Linked DNA regions of Homo sapiens: region 2 is linked to region 1. A link is an interaction called in ENCODE POLR2A ChIA-PET data of the cell type or tissue named here. Cell type or tissue: A673. All regions are shown on one strand. Links, peaks and the distances in the headings refer to the core of each region. The heading gives the core; the rest is flanking DNA. Region 1 overlaps AHCYL2 (adenosylhomocysteinase like 2). Region 2 overlaps AHCYL2 (adenosylhomocysteinase like 2).

Evidence for each region. Peaks named below come from ENCODE experiments on the same cell type or tissue, not always from the same donor. Only the 100,000 strongest peaks of a DNase experiment are listed, where the experiment ranks them.
Region 2: POLR2A ChIA-PET joins it to region 1 with 25 read pairs; 1 of 35 experiments calls an interaction of 5 or more read pairs at or near these places.

Annotation. Positions count from the first base shown.
Region 1 is chr7:129,248,628-129,255,970 of GRCh38, reverse strand. The region is part of intron 1 of AHCYL2 (adenosylhomocysteinase like 2); the gene reads right to left. Among named protein-coding and RNA genes, the nearest start is that of AHCYL2, 27 kb to the right of the region's middle. In A673, for the core only: no CTCF peak of the experiment used is centred there; a DNase peak (open chromatin) is centred at 3,690.
Region 2 is chr7:129,421,578-129,428,920 of GRCh38, reverse strand. AHCYL2 (adenosylhomocysteinase like 2) reads right to left here. Exons shown (of 17, transcript NM_015328.4): 13 at 5,983-6,081; 14 at 3,979-4,047; 15 at 3,780-3,858; 16 at 2,358-2,478; 17 at 1-1,882. The coding sequence ends at 1,876. Among named protein-coding and RNA genes, the nearest start is that of STRIP2, 9.2 kb to the left of the region's middle. In A673, for the core only: no CTCF peak of the experiment used is centred there; no DNase peak of the experiment used is centred there; H3K27ac peaks cover 567 bases.

The DNA of each region.
Region 1 (7,343 bases), core at 1,463-6,462:
GTTTTTTGAGACACAGTCTTGCTCTGTCACCCAAGCTGGAGTGTAATGGTGCAATCTCAGCTCATTGCAACCTCCGCTTTCCAGGCCCAAGCAATTCTGCTTCAGCCTCCCAAGTAGCTGGGATTACAGGTGCCTCCCACGAGGCCCAGCTAATTTTTGTATTTTTTTTAGTAGAGACAGGGTTTCACCATGTTGGCAGGCTGGTCTTGAACTCCCAACCTCGGCCTCCCAAAGTGCTGGGATTACAGGCGTGGACCACCGCGCCAAGCCCTCATTTTCATTTTTATTCACATCAACTTCCGTTGAGTTCATCAACCCAGGCCTATCAAATGAATTGTCTTAACCCTAAGAATTGCTAAACATGCGCGTGCGCACGCACACACGCACATACACACACACACACATTCATGTAAATAGATGACGTGTCTATGCAGTTCAAAATTTATTTTTAATTACTTTCGACCCACACTGTCCAATAGATAGTTACTAACCACATATGACTGTTGAACTCTTGAAATGTGGCTAGTCAAATTCAGATATACTGTCAACACACAATATACACCAGATTTCAAAGACTCAAGTACAAAATTAAAAAGATATCTTAATTTTTATATTGATATGTTAAAATAATAACTTTTTAATTTACTGGGTTAAGTATAAGATATTAAAATCAATTTCACTTGTTTCTTTTTACTTTTTTTTCTTTTTTTGAGACAGACTCTCGCTCTGCCACCCAGGCTGGAGTGCAATGGCGCGATCTCGGCTCACTGCAACCTCCACCTCCCAGGTTCAAGCGATTCTCCTGCCTCAGCCTCCCGAGTAGCTGGTATTATAGGCACGTGCCACCATGCCCGGCTAATTTTTGTATTTTTAGTAGAGACGGGGGTTCACCATGTTGGTAAGGCTAGTCTCGAACTCCTGACTTCATGATCCTCCCGCCTTGGCCTCCCAAAGTGCTGGGAGCCACCACGCCCGGCCCTTTTTACTTTTAATGTAGCTACTATTAGAAAATTTAATTCTTTACTTTCTAATTAATTCAGAAATCCTACCACATTTCTGATTAATTCAGTTGCTCACACTCCACAAAAAACTATTCAAATTCTCACCACTTTTTCTCAAACCTCAGAACGCTTTTCTTCTTCCCCATCACAGCCTGTGACCTACCCTCAGAGACAATAGAAAGGTAGCTATAAAGGTGCCTTCAGGTTATTTACAAAGTTCTATCTTCTCTGAAATGAAACTTGTGGATAACACTGCTTTAGCCAGGTTAAGAAAAGCCAAAGTGATCCACAGCTTAATGAGCATTGATGGTTTTACAGGAGTATGGTGCCACAAAGAAAGCCAGAGAGAAAATTGAGACCTGGCTCTAGTTCAACAAAATTGCTATTTCTTTGAAAAATATTAACAATGTACCAATCAAGTACAAAATAATTCAATGTAAAGTATCTAGGTTTTGTCTTTATAATATAATCAGAGTTTCTAGAAAAAACAGTACTAGCTAGTTTCTCTAAAATTAACATGTTGTACTAAGAAGTCACCTGCTTTATTTCAAACTATTTCAGTATCAAGTAAGATAATGGATATTACTGGTTTGAAAGGTATAAGCAGTTACACAAAGGTAAAATTATGTTGTTGTAGGATAATAATGTAATTTTGCTAATACCTTTTCTTCTTTCTGTCCATTAATGGTGCTTTGTACCTAAGGTACTCTAATTAGCCATCTTTGTCCTCCATATCAATCAAAGTATAGCTACCATTATGATTGGGACCTTTCTGATACCTTCCAAAGCTATTTCTTGATCCTTTCTTCCCCACTTCCACTATGAATCCAGTTCTAACTATCTGCAAGACATCTTCATTTAGATGTTATACTAACATCTCAAAGACAGGTAAAAAACTGAACTTGAATTCTTATTCTGTAATACTTAAACCAAGTGCTCATATTTTGATTTTGTGAAATAAACACTTGGTTAAAGTACTACAGAACAAGAATTCAAGTTCAGCTTTTTACCTTGTGTTTGATTAACTAAATCATAATAGTTAAGCAGAAAAGATATAATTATAAACTACATTTGTTTCTCTTTTCTGTAATTATTTTTACTCCTTTGAAAATGCATGAAACATGAAAACCTAAACAAGTATATTTTGAAACATTTGCATTCTAATCTCTAAATATTCAAGAAGAATATTTTTTGACCAGGTAGAGCAGCTTATGCCTGTAATCCCAGCACTTTGGAAGGCTGAGGCAGAAGAATCACTTGGGCCCAGAAGGTCGAAGCTGTAGTGAGCTGTGTCTGAACCACTGCACCCCAACCAGGGCAACAGAGTGAGATCCTGTCTCAAAAATAAAAAATAATTTCTTAATTACAACCTTATAACTCTGGGATTATATTTACAGACAGAGAAACTGAGGTGCTGTCTTAGCAAAATACAGTGTTTGCCATTTGCATTTACAGCTCTGAAGCCTTGGACAAGCACTAAGTATAGTGCTCAACGTCATTTAACAAACATTAATTGAATTTCACTTTATTTGGTCTTGCCATTAGTAAACTACAATTGCTTATCACAGTGCTACCGTAAGAATTAATTCATATTTGTAAGTGCTCTAAAAAGAGTATTCTTCGATACTCTGCTACATGCTACGTCTTGGCAAGGTCCCAATCTTCCTAAGGGTCCCTTCTTCTTCTCAAGATTGGGACAAAGCCTTCATGAGTCTGACTGTGAGTCCCAAAACACCTATCACCTTTGCCTTCTTTTTTTTTTTGAAACAGAGTCTTGCTCTGTCGGCCAGGCTGGAGTGCAGTGGTACAATCTCGGCTCACTGCAACCTCCACCTCCTGGGTTCACGCAATTCTCTGCCTCAGCCTCCCCAGTAGCTTGGATTACAGGCGCCCGCCACCACACCTGGCTAATTTTTTGTATTTTTAGTAGAGACAGGGTTTCACCATCTTGGCCAGGCTGGTCTTGAACTCCTGACCTCATGATCCGCCCACCTCAGCCTCCCAAAGCGCTGGGATTACAGGCATGAGCCACCGTGCCCGGCTACCTTTGCCTTCTTTTTAAGCCAAGAGCCCACCTGCTGAGTCTTCTAATCTTCAAGTGGGACACAGACTTGTCATGATCTCTGCTATCTATTTATCTATCAATCAATCAATCAATCAATCATCTATCTACCTACCTACCTACCTAGCTATCAATCAATCAGAGACAAGGTCTTGCTTTGTCACCCAGGCTGGAGTGCAGTGGCACGATCATAGCTCACTGCAGCCTCAAACTCCTTTGCTCAAGTGATCCTCCCACCTCAACTTCCCAAGTGGCTGGGATTACAGGCATGTGCCACCACCCCCAGACAATATTTTAATTTTTTGGAAAGGTAGGGTCTCACTATGTTGCTTAGGCTGGTCTCAAACTCCTGTGCTCAAGCAATCCTCCTGCATCACCCTCCCAAAGTGCTGGGATTACAGAGGTGAGCCATCACGTGCAGCCTCTGCTACATATATAAAGAACAATTCTGAGAAGAGAATACCAAACAGTAAAAACTACAAGTAGGTTTTAAGCCAAAGGAGTATTAGCTGGTTTAACCCGATGATCTTAAATAAAACCAGTGTTGCTTTAAAACTGTCAAGTATCATGTTGCTATATACTACTCACTGTTCCTGTTGTTAACATCTAGCCAGAGAGCCTGAAAGCCCTTGGGATCTTTCCAAAGGATTAATTATCAGTGCCATCTGACAGAGACTCTACCTAAGAGTGTTACATACAAGAACTGAAAAATTAATACTGAAGTCTCCATGTATGTCATGGCATCAGGGGTTATGTTCATTTAAGGGCAGAGGTAACCAGGTTGCTAAAGGGAGAGAGTATGTTAGAAATCAATGGTTCATGACTGGGGCTCAGCTCGATAATCAGAAACATTTATTATGAACTTATCATGTGCCAGCATTAAATTGTGCAAGATCCACTAAAAGCCAGCCAAATAATTAACAAAAAGCACATCAACAGAAGAGATAAACAGAAGAGATTAAAAACACAAATATTCTCAATGATTCTCACTCAAAAAGATTCTAGAAACCATAAAATGTATAAGCCACTATAATAACTCAGAAGGCAGTGTGACAAGAAAAAAATTAGGATTAAGCATGCAGATTAATGGACGTATTTGAACTGGAAATAATCATTTTTAGATATCCTCATTATCAAACTATATGAGTTACCATTATATCAAGCAGTTTGAGAAAAACAGATGATGCTTACTGGAGCATCACTGAGGTGCAAAGACAGAGAATAAGGCTGGGAATCAAAAACTTCAGCTGGCCAGGCACAGTGGCGCACACCTGTAATCTCACCACTTTGGGACGCCAAGGCAGCCTTTACCAAACTGTAAAGGAGGCGAGATGTGTTTCAAATTTTTTAAATGCACACATGTAAGAGAATAATAAACCTAGTAATAGCTTAATTACTAAGAAGAAACTGGAAAAAAATCCTGTTTAAACTAAATAGACAACAATTCCTACTCTAGAATGCTTCAAGAATTTAGAGAATGAAAACCCTAAAGCAAAGCCAGTTTACACTAATCACTTCTCTTCACACAAGCATCACAAAACAAACTGATTTAATCACTCTTATTTAAAAAAAAAAAAAAAAAAAAAAAAATCTTTACTATCTGCCAGCTGTTAACAATACAGTGAACAAGACACACATGGTCTAAGTCCTGTAGAGTTTACAATTTAAGGGATAAGGCACTTAAAACATCAGACACAGGCTTACCAATCAAGGTATATAAACCTCACTGTCCCCATCCAAATGGAGAAGGATGCTGCCTGTGGATCTTATGGGAATAGATGAAACAACAGGTTTGGACTGTAAAATAAACTACATCTATTTAAAAACACACAACAACATACATTTCACTTTAAGAGAAAACAGCACAGAATCTTTCCCCATAGAAGGGAAAATTATAATAAGCTTTAAAACAGCATCAGAAAACACAAAGGCTTCACCGGTTTTGGTCACAATCTAGACACCCTAGACTTTAATATGGACAAGCAGACCATGAACTGCAAATTTAGATGAGTAATTTGACTAATTCAAAAACTGAAGGACTCAAAGTAGAAACTTACAGGGTATCATAAGGGTTGCTCCATTCTACAAGGAAGAAAGGGATTTTTAATCTTATAGCTTAGCTAAGAGACATATAAATGTCAAGAGGTGATATTCACTAACACATGCCAATTTATTCAGTCCCTTAGTCAGCCAAAACTAAGACATTATAAAGGATATATTAGGAGAAATCTGCCCTACCAACTATCAGTGAACATTACACTTAATGATGAAAGACTGAATACTTTTCCTCTAAAATCGGAAACAAGGCAAACATGTCCACTGTTGCCACTTCTATTCAACATTGTACTGGAGGTTCTAGACAGTGTAATATGAAAAGAAAAGAAATTAAAGGCACATACATTGGACAAGAAGAAGTAAAATGGTCATTTGTAGATAACATGATCCTGTACAAAGAAAATCCTAAAGAATCTTCAAAAAACTAAATACACAAGTTTATTAAAATTGCAGAATACAAGATCAACACAATAATCAACTGTAATCAAGCAATTCCACTCTTAGGTATATATCCAAAAGAATTGAAAGCAGGAGCTCAAAACAGATATTTGCATACCAACTTTTTGGTTTGTTTGTTTTTGAGACAGGGTCTCACTCTGTCATCCCAGCTGGAGTGCAGTGGTGCAATAATAGCTGACTGTGGCCTCGAACTCAGCCTCCCAGGTAACTAGGACTACAATTGCACACCACCATGCCCAGCTAACTTTTTTTTTTGGAAGAGATGGATTCTTGCTAAGTTGCCCAGGCTAGTCTCAACCTCTGGCCTCAAGCAATACTCCCACACTGGCCTCCCAGAAGTTGGGAGTGGTGTGGGCCACTGCGTCCAGCCTTGTACCCCAATAACAGCATTATTCACAATAGCCAAAAGAATATAGAGACAACCCAAATATCCATAATATCCATCAACAGATGAATGGATAAACAACAGAATATTACTCGGCCTTAAAAAGAATGAAATTCTAATACAGGCTACAATATGAAGGGACCTTGAAAACATTATACCAAGTAAAATAAGCCAGACACCAAAGGAAAAAGAAAAGGTACCCAGAATAGGCAAATTCATAGAGACAGAAAATAGAATAGAGGTTTCCAAGGGCTGGGGGACCGGGGAAAAGAAGACAATGTTTAGGCCAGGCACGGTGGCTCACGCCTGTAATCCCAGCACTTTGGGAGGCCGAGGCGGGTGGATCATGAGGTCAGGAGATCGAGACCATCCTGGCTAACAAGGTGAAACCCCGTCTCTACTAAAAATACAAAAAATTAGCCGGGCGCGGTGGCGGGCGCCTGTAGTCCCAGCTACTCGGGAGGCTGAGGCAGGAGAATGGCGTGAACCCGGGAAGCGGAGCTTGCAGTGAGCCGAGATTGCGCCACTGCAGTCCGCAGTCCGGCCTGGGCGACAGAGCAAGACTCCGTCTCAAAAAAAAAAAGAAGATAATGTTTAATACATAGTTTTTGTTAGAGGCAATGAAAAAGTTTTGGGTATAGATAGTGGTAATGGTAATATTGTGAATGTACTTAATGCCAATGAATTGTACACTTTAAAATGGTTAAAATGGGCTGGGTGCAGCAGCTCATGTCTGTAATCCCAGCACTTTGGGAGGCCAGGACAGGAGGGTTGCTTGAGTCTAGGAGTTCGACACTAGCCTGGACAACATGGCAAGATCTTGTCTCTACAAAAAATATGAATATTAGCCAGGCACAGTGGTGCCTGCCTGTAGTCCCAGCTACTCCGGGGGCTGCAGTAGGAGGATCACCTGAGCCCAGGAGGTTGAGGCTGCAGTGAGCCAAGATCGCGCCACTGCACTCCAGCCTGGGTGAGGAAGTGAGACTATGTCTCCAAAAAAAAAAAAAAAAAAGTTTATTGTTAGTAAACTTTACCACAATTTTAAAAAATTGTATTTTTACAATTGTTTATGCTAGCAATAAACAATCTGAAAGTAAAATCAAGAAAACAATTTCATTTACAATAGCCTATACAGTGTAAAGTACAAAATACTGCTAAAGAGCAGCTAGAGAAAATCTAAATAAATGGAGAGAAGTTCCATGTTCATGTATCAGAAGTCTCAGTATCATTAAGATGGGAATTCTCCCGAATTGACCTACAGATTCAATGAAATCCCTATCAAAATCCTAGCAAGCTTTTTCTGTAAACATTGACAAGCTTATCCTAAAATCTATGTGGAAATTCAAAGGACTTGGATACCCAAAATAATTTTGAAAAAAAA
Region 2 (7,343 bases), core at 1,531-6,530, 170 kb before region 1:
TAGGCAAAAGGAAGAACTGAATGGCTTAGTGGAATTTTTAGCATTTATGATCTTCCTTACAAAAAAAGAATATAACCAGTACTTGCTGAGACATATGGCCTCTGAAGAACTGTAGTCTATGGGCTGAGCCTGTATACTATTAAATGAGGCAAACAGTCATTTACCAAAGTTCCACTTCCCTACTTCCGAAAGTAAGGTCACTTTCAGACTAGCTTTGAGAGTATATGTGAAGACCAGGAGAAGTTGGAGAGGGTAGAGGTAGAAGAAGAGAATCAGGATGGGAAGGTTTTGGTGATCATGCGTGGTCTGGTGTTATCTTGAGTCACCTTGGTCTTGAGACTTTGAGGCAGACCAGCATAGGAAAAAAGTGGGAAACAAACAAACCTGAGAGTGTTAAAAAGGATCGGTAAGGGGAAGAGGCTTATTTAATTCAAGTTTCCTAGGGCCAGTCCAGACTAACTCTTAGAACCAATCTGGTCCTAATGAAATGCCTGAGACCAACAGATCAGTCTCCAAAAGGAATCCAATTTTTGGGTGGGACATAAAATGTCACGCTGCCCACACCACATTACTAATTCTTTTTGTAGCACTGGAGTTACTCAAGAAACTGACTCTGAAATACAGAATCATCAAATGGAAGAGGTTAAATCATAAAAGATATGCCAGCAGAGAAGTCCACAGATCAGACTGCAGATCTCGGTTTCATCCATGGCAATGGCCAAAGGAATGAATGTCTGACGAGGTTCAAACTAGTCAAATTAGCTTTGATAATCTGGATACAGTTTACAATTTCATCTCTGTATCCCTCAGCCAGTCAAACTGCAATGGCCTTCCTGGGAAACAAATAAATATACTCTGCTTTGTTAGGGTATCAAGCTGTGAGTCTGAAAGACCTGTCCCATTTCCAAAGCCTATCCCCCTAAGTCCCTGGAAAAGTATGCCTTTCCCTACTCAGTTTCAGACGTAGCTTTAGGCAATAGCAGGAAGTTTCAGGAAGCAGTGTTTCACAACAAGCTCTCCTTTTCTGAGATAGTGCCAATCTGGAGGGGCTTCCTTGGAAACTATCCAATCAAATGACAAGGAAGTAAAACTATGGGTCCCAGTGGAGCTGGCCCCACTTCCTGAGCAGACGTTGGCTGGATTAGAAAGACAGCAGAACAAATGTCTGACAAATACCAAAACTGTGGAGGAAATAATGGAGGCACATCCCTCTTGCAACCAGGAAGTGTTAAAATGGACATAAATATTCAAGGAGAAGAAAGGAGTCCTGGGTAAGAAAGGAGACCCCTGGTAGGCACAGCACAGCTGAGTTCTTGATGTAGCTTGGCAAAGCCATAAATAACACTCCTTCCTTATTAGCCTTTATATAAAGAAGGCAGTGATAGTGATGGTCAAGATTGGGAACCCAATCTTGTGTGAAACACTGGCCATGTTAATTCCAAACGGCCTCACCCGGGGAAGGGCCAAGCTGAGAAAAGCAGGTGCTGAAAATTTATTCCAGAAAACTCCAGGGAATAGGGAGTATGGAATCCCTGGACTAACTCGTGAGCCTGGACAAGAGGAAAAACGGCCACTGCTGAGGATTCAGTCAATGGGGAATGATGCAAATGATGCACTGGGAGCAGTAACCCCATTTCTTTCCTTCCTCAGCCCATCCTCTGTGGCTTTCATGGCCCTCAGGGCAGTAACCACACTCTGGGCCAACACTACAGGCACAGGATTCTTGATTTTAATAAATAAATAACCTAACACACAGGGTGAGCACGGCAGGCAGCTTTGATTGGAGAAGCAGCTTGCTGAATTCTTTCTTGTATAGTAGTGGAGAAAAGGCTTGGAGTTCTATTCCTTAAAAATTCTGGTTTGAGTTACAGGAACTTAATACCTGGAGGGAAAAAGAAAGATGAGACTGTGATGTTATCAGCTAATGGGGATGCTGGGACATGAAGAGCCTGCCTAAAGGTGTAACAGGGAGGCAGAGACTTTTCTGGAGTGTACAGTGACAGGAAATAACTGTGTTTCCTTTTCACATCATTGAAAAAGGCCAATATTTCTCCATAAAGAGATAAAAATCATAGCAACAAGATGAAATGGGGAAAGGAATTGAGGAAGGGGAACTTTATTTAATGAGGCAAATAGCCACTTACCCAAACTCCACCTCTCTATCTCCAAAAGGCAAATTCAGGAAGGGGAATACTATTTAAGGCCTTGAAGAGTCTTTTGAAGGTGGCAGTGAGGGGAAGTGGGTTCATTTTTCTGAGTTCATGTAAGCATATGTGGTTGGGGATGCAAAGACCAATTCCAGTGCAGGAAGCTCATCACTGCCCAGGTGTCCCTGATTTCTGGGGAGCCCAAGGCACCTGTAGTAATTAGGCTTGAAGGGCCCATTCTTGTTGAGTCCCAGATACTTGGCCTGTTCATCTGTCAGCTCTGTCAAGTGGGCATCAAAGGTAGGCAGGTGTAGGCTGGCCACATACTCATCTGGAACAGACCACAGAAGCCCTGGTATAAGCATTCATGCCTTTTATCTGATGGCTATTGTCCCCAAGCTAGGCCTTAAAAAGTTCAAAGACACCTTCTAATTCCTGGAGCTGAATGAAAAATGTTCAACCTTCGCTCACTGGTCCTCAATTCTAAGGAATAGCTGCCTTCAGCTTCAAGCCCAGTGCTTTCCAAAGCCTTAATAATTCATCCTTACTAACTCAGCTTTGAACCCTGCCTTCCAGAAAAGTGCAGGAGAGATGAAAGAAACAACAGGCATTAAGATTTAAAAGAAGGAATAGGATAATGTGGGAACTAAATAATGGGAAGCTCCAACTTGAGTTTTGCCTTGGACTCCATACTTTGGGTCATTTAAAACAACTAATGCCTGGGGAAACTTGAATGGAAAAACTAAGAAGGATACTAAATGGGATAAATGAACTGTTTGCTTTGCTTTTAGTACTCTTAATTCTTATGGGTTTCTGTTCACATTCTATTATCTGACTACATAGTACTTATTCATAATCTTATGTCATTTCCTATGTATTTGTTTGGTCTCCCAACTTCATTATACATTCTGTCAGAATATGGACTGTGCTGTTGCTTTTATATCCTTCTAAAGTGTCTACTAAAGGGAAAATGTATCAACTTTTAACAGTTGTTATATACCTAGTGCTAAGGCAAAACAAAACCAGAAGCTTATTTATTACCTGATCTTTGCCTGAGGAGTTTATAAACACACTGTATCAGTTCAGGTGCTTGAGGCAGGCTCTTTAAAAATTTAAGACAGGTTAATGTTTCTCTTATACAAAACACCCACATAACTAAATAGCTCCTATTCCACATCTCTCCTTTGGCCTGAAGCACTGGGATTGGTGTTGGAAGGTGTAGTAAGAAAGTCTTGTGTCGTCTGAGAAAAGTTTGGTAGGGGCTATTTGGCAGCCTAGAATTGGAGTAAGTCAGATGTCACAAGGTAGGAGATGATTCTTCTCTTTTAAGGGAAGATTTTTTTTTTCTCCTTTGAGATTCCCACATAAAGATACTTTAAGAAAAAAAAAATCCTTAAAATTCACAGGCAGGTAAAATAAATCACAGCATAATATCACAACTTCGCTAGGGCAACACATGTAGAAAATGGGATAAATAAATGGGAATGGCACCTAGGAATCCTAATTCCTACTTTACAAGATGAAGGTACCTTTTTTCCCCCATCCTTAAGTAAGTTAATGCCCCCAAACTTCCTTTAACCTCAGACTCTGAACTACTTTGGTAAGGATGGAGATGGAAGAGTAAATACTTACCCATCTTCTTGGGCAACAGGTAGACATCCTGCTTATAGCGACCCTCAGGAGCATTGTAAAGCTCTATCAAGGCAAGAGCCTAGAAAAGCAGAGAGATGGATGCTGATGTGCCATTCATGGCAATCTACCCAAGCAAGTGAAACCTGGTGGGTCTGAGGACCTTCTCCAGACTACTGCTATCCCACTCTGGAAGCCTTACCTGAGTAGTAGCAGTGATTGAGAGCACAAATGTAGGCACTGTGGAGCAGCTAAGGTTCAGCAGGCGGCCCTAGTGATCAAAGGTGAAGACACAAATGGATTAGGACAAAGTCGCTGGCCTTTGAGAAGTGAGGGAAGAGAAGCATGACCACCATTTTCCAAACACTTCCTGACTAACACTGCTGGAAAAAAAGCAGCTATTCAATATATAAGAACTAACTGACTGACATTTAAATGAAACCACTAAAATTCTGGAAAATCTGATGAAACTAATAGCTAAAAGATTTCTGGAATTATTTAAAAAGGAATACAGATGGTCATATGACACTGAGGCTTATGCCAAATATCAGTGTACTTCTCTTGAATTTTCCACTCTCTATAGCAAAATATCCTCCTTCTGAGGATCGGCATTTCTTTTAAAGACTGTCTTGAAATAAACAATGATCAGTCAAATCCAGGGACAATCTCTCCAGGTTGTGAGGGGAGGTATATTTGGACTTAGGAAGCTGTGATGATTGATTGATTGATTGATTGATTGATTGATTAGATGGAGTCTCCCTCTGTTGCCCAGGCTGGAGTTCCATGGCATGATCTTGACTCACTGTAACCTCTGCCCCCTGGGTTCAAGTGATTCTCCTGCCTCAGCCTCCAGAGTAACTGGGATCACAGGTGTGCGCCACCATGCCCGGCTAACTTTTGTATTTTTTTTTTTTTTTTTGTAGAGACAGGGTTTCACCATAGCTGTGATGATTTTTGTGCTTCTCCTTCAGTTTGCTTCTCCTGAATTCAAAGACAGCATTGTCAGCCTTGTATTTTGAGTTGGTGATTCAGACAGTAGAAGAACTAGAAATTGCCCCCAATGCCACCCTTTCCTATTTTGTTTCCTATGAAGCCTGACCACCTTTTTGCTCAACCATCTAGCCAAAAACACCCATGGTACTTGCTTTTGTCACCAAAATTACCAGGTGGGACCTCCTAGGGCAGCTAGAAACAAGTCATCAGTCAGCAGACTGACATCAAAGCTATTAATGCATATTTGGCAATCTGCCCATCTCCTCCTCATATATACTCCTTCCTTGTGAAGAAATAGTTCAGTCCCTTTACAAATGCCCTGAAGTATCTGAGAAGATGAGATAAAGTGAGGAAAATGTGAAGAAAACAGTAAGGACACTAAAAACTCCTAACTTATGGGCCCCTAGATAAAGACAATGTATATTTTACATTTTCATATTCAGGTTCTTTAATATAAAAAAAGAAAAAAAACCAACTGAAAATCAAAATTGAGAAAAGTATTATTATCCTCCTTGATATTTTGGTATCTTTCTCTGAAGAAGAGAAAGCTTCAAGGTAAGAATAGAAGGCATCTAATATTATAGCTGTCAGGAATCCAGGACTAGGGAAGAGGAGCTTTTAAGAAAGGAAAAGTGGTCAAACACTGACATGGAAGCCAATAAAATGAAAGTCAATAGTGTCAATGTGAGCTAGGAGCTAGGATGGGGAAATATCAATTGAGCAATTGATATCTAGGTAGGTACCTACTACTCATCTGGCTCAATTCAAGGGAATGGACCTTCAAAAACAGGGAATCTATCAGTAAAAACATACATTCCCAGAACTTGCCTAAGATAGTCCTGGTTACAGTCGGGCATATCTACTTTGTGCTTAGTGATTAAAACATCCCACAAGTGACATTATCTCTTTGTATGCATCACTCAAAGTGGCACTGGTTCTATCTGTGAATTCCTTCTATAGTAATAATTATCTAACTCAACCTGTGGATTGACGTGGAGAGACAGGATAATTGGTGAAAAGTGGGGAACCAAAATAGTTTCTTAATTGCTGAATGAAAAGATCTTTCACAATTAGAAGTAAAATCCATTGGGAAAGTAGTCAAACTTGTGCTTAACAGAGGAGTTGAAAGTATTCGAGAACATGAGGAGGAGGGGACCTGGGTATTGCAGTCTCTCCTGTTGTGGGGGAGTATTTTTGCCAGTCTCAGCCTTACCTCTGCCAGCAGTACTATCCTCTTGCCATCAGGCCATATCACATGGTCAACTTGAGATCTCACTCGCTCCCAGGTCAGTTCTGGTGTCCGCAGACTCGCCTGGAACACATACAGCAAGTACAGCATTAGCCATAGCAAGCCCCACTGTGGGAACAGAAAGATGTTGAAGGGAGCCATTTCAAATAGCAGGTTGAAAGGAGCAACCAACATGCCAGATGGAGAATACCTGTCCTGTGTTGGTTAGGACTGTTCCATTTCAGGGAATTTAATCTGAGGCCCAGCCAGGGAGGGATCACTCAGGATGTCATTCCACAACATATACTGTGTGCCCACTCTCACAGTAAAAGGTGCTATGGGAAATACAAAAGAAACCAAAGACATGGTTTCTGCCTTCAAAAAGCTTGTACTTTAGCCAGGGACACAAAACAATATATATGTGAGAGGAAAAAAATGCCCTTAAAATACTTACAAAGCAACATGCAAACAAGTGCAAATTAATACAGTGCAAACTGAATATATAAGTGCTGAAGAAACAAAGAAAAAAAGGAGGAACATAGCTGAGTGGGTTTAGTAAGAGGCCAAATGTCCTAAACATAGCATGCTGGGGCCCAAGGTTCTGCCCTCATATCCGAAGGTCCCAGGTTCCACCTTTTCAATGATGGTGGTTCACCCTAGTTACAGAAGCTTTGTGACCTAAGTGCAAATGTGAGGTAGCCTTTAAAGAAATGCTTAATGGTAGAGTAAAGCTCCCAATGGCTCACCCTCCTTCCATTTCTGTATATTGTATATTCAGAGAAAATGAGAAAAAAGGTTATGTTTTTTTAACAGCAGCAATCAAATAACAGCCACGGGGTGTAGACTTAAGACAACACCTTCTTTCTTCCAACAGGCAATGCCTAAAATAGAAAGTGAGTTCATATTCCAAAACTACCCATTGGCTCATTTGATAAAATTAAGAAGTTCTGCCAAATAGTTTTTAGACAAATAAAAAGAAACGCTTTTAGTTATACAATAATGATTTACAGGGTACATACCATATTCTAGTCATTGTAGTAAAGAGCATGAATATAGATAAGACTGTGGATTCCTTTACTGGGCTGTGAGCCACTTATGGACAAAGACAGTACTTTCTTTTCATTTTTGTATTTCAAGGTTTATTTAAGCAAACAATGGGATGCTAAAGTTTAGAAATTCATGATTCCTATCCCCAAGGAAGTACCAATCTAGTGGGAAAGACATATACAATTATATTTCAGTGCATTCAGAACTATATTAATGGTGTGGACCGTTTCTTTATTAGGTAGATGGGAAACACATACAATTTCTTGAAATGTCAAGTTTCATAAATTGGTTCAACCTTT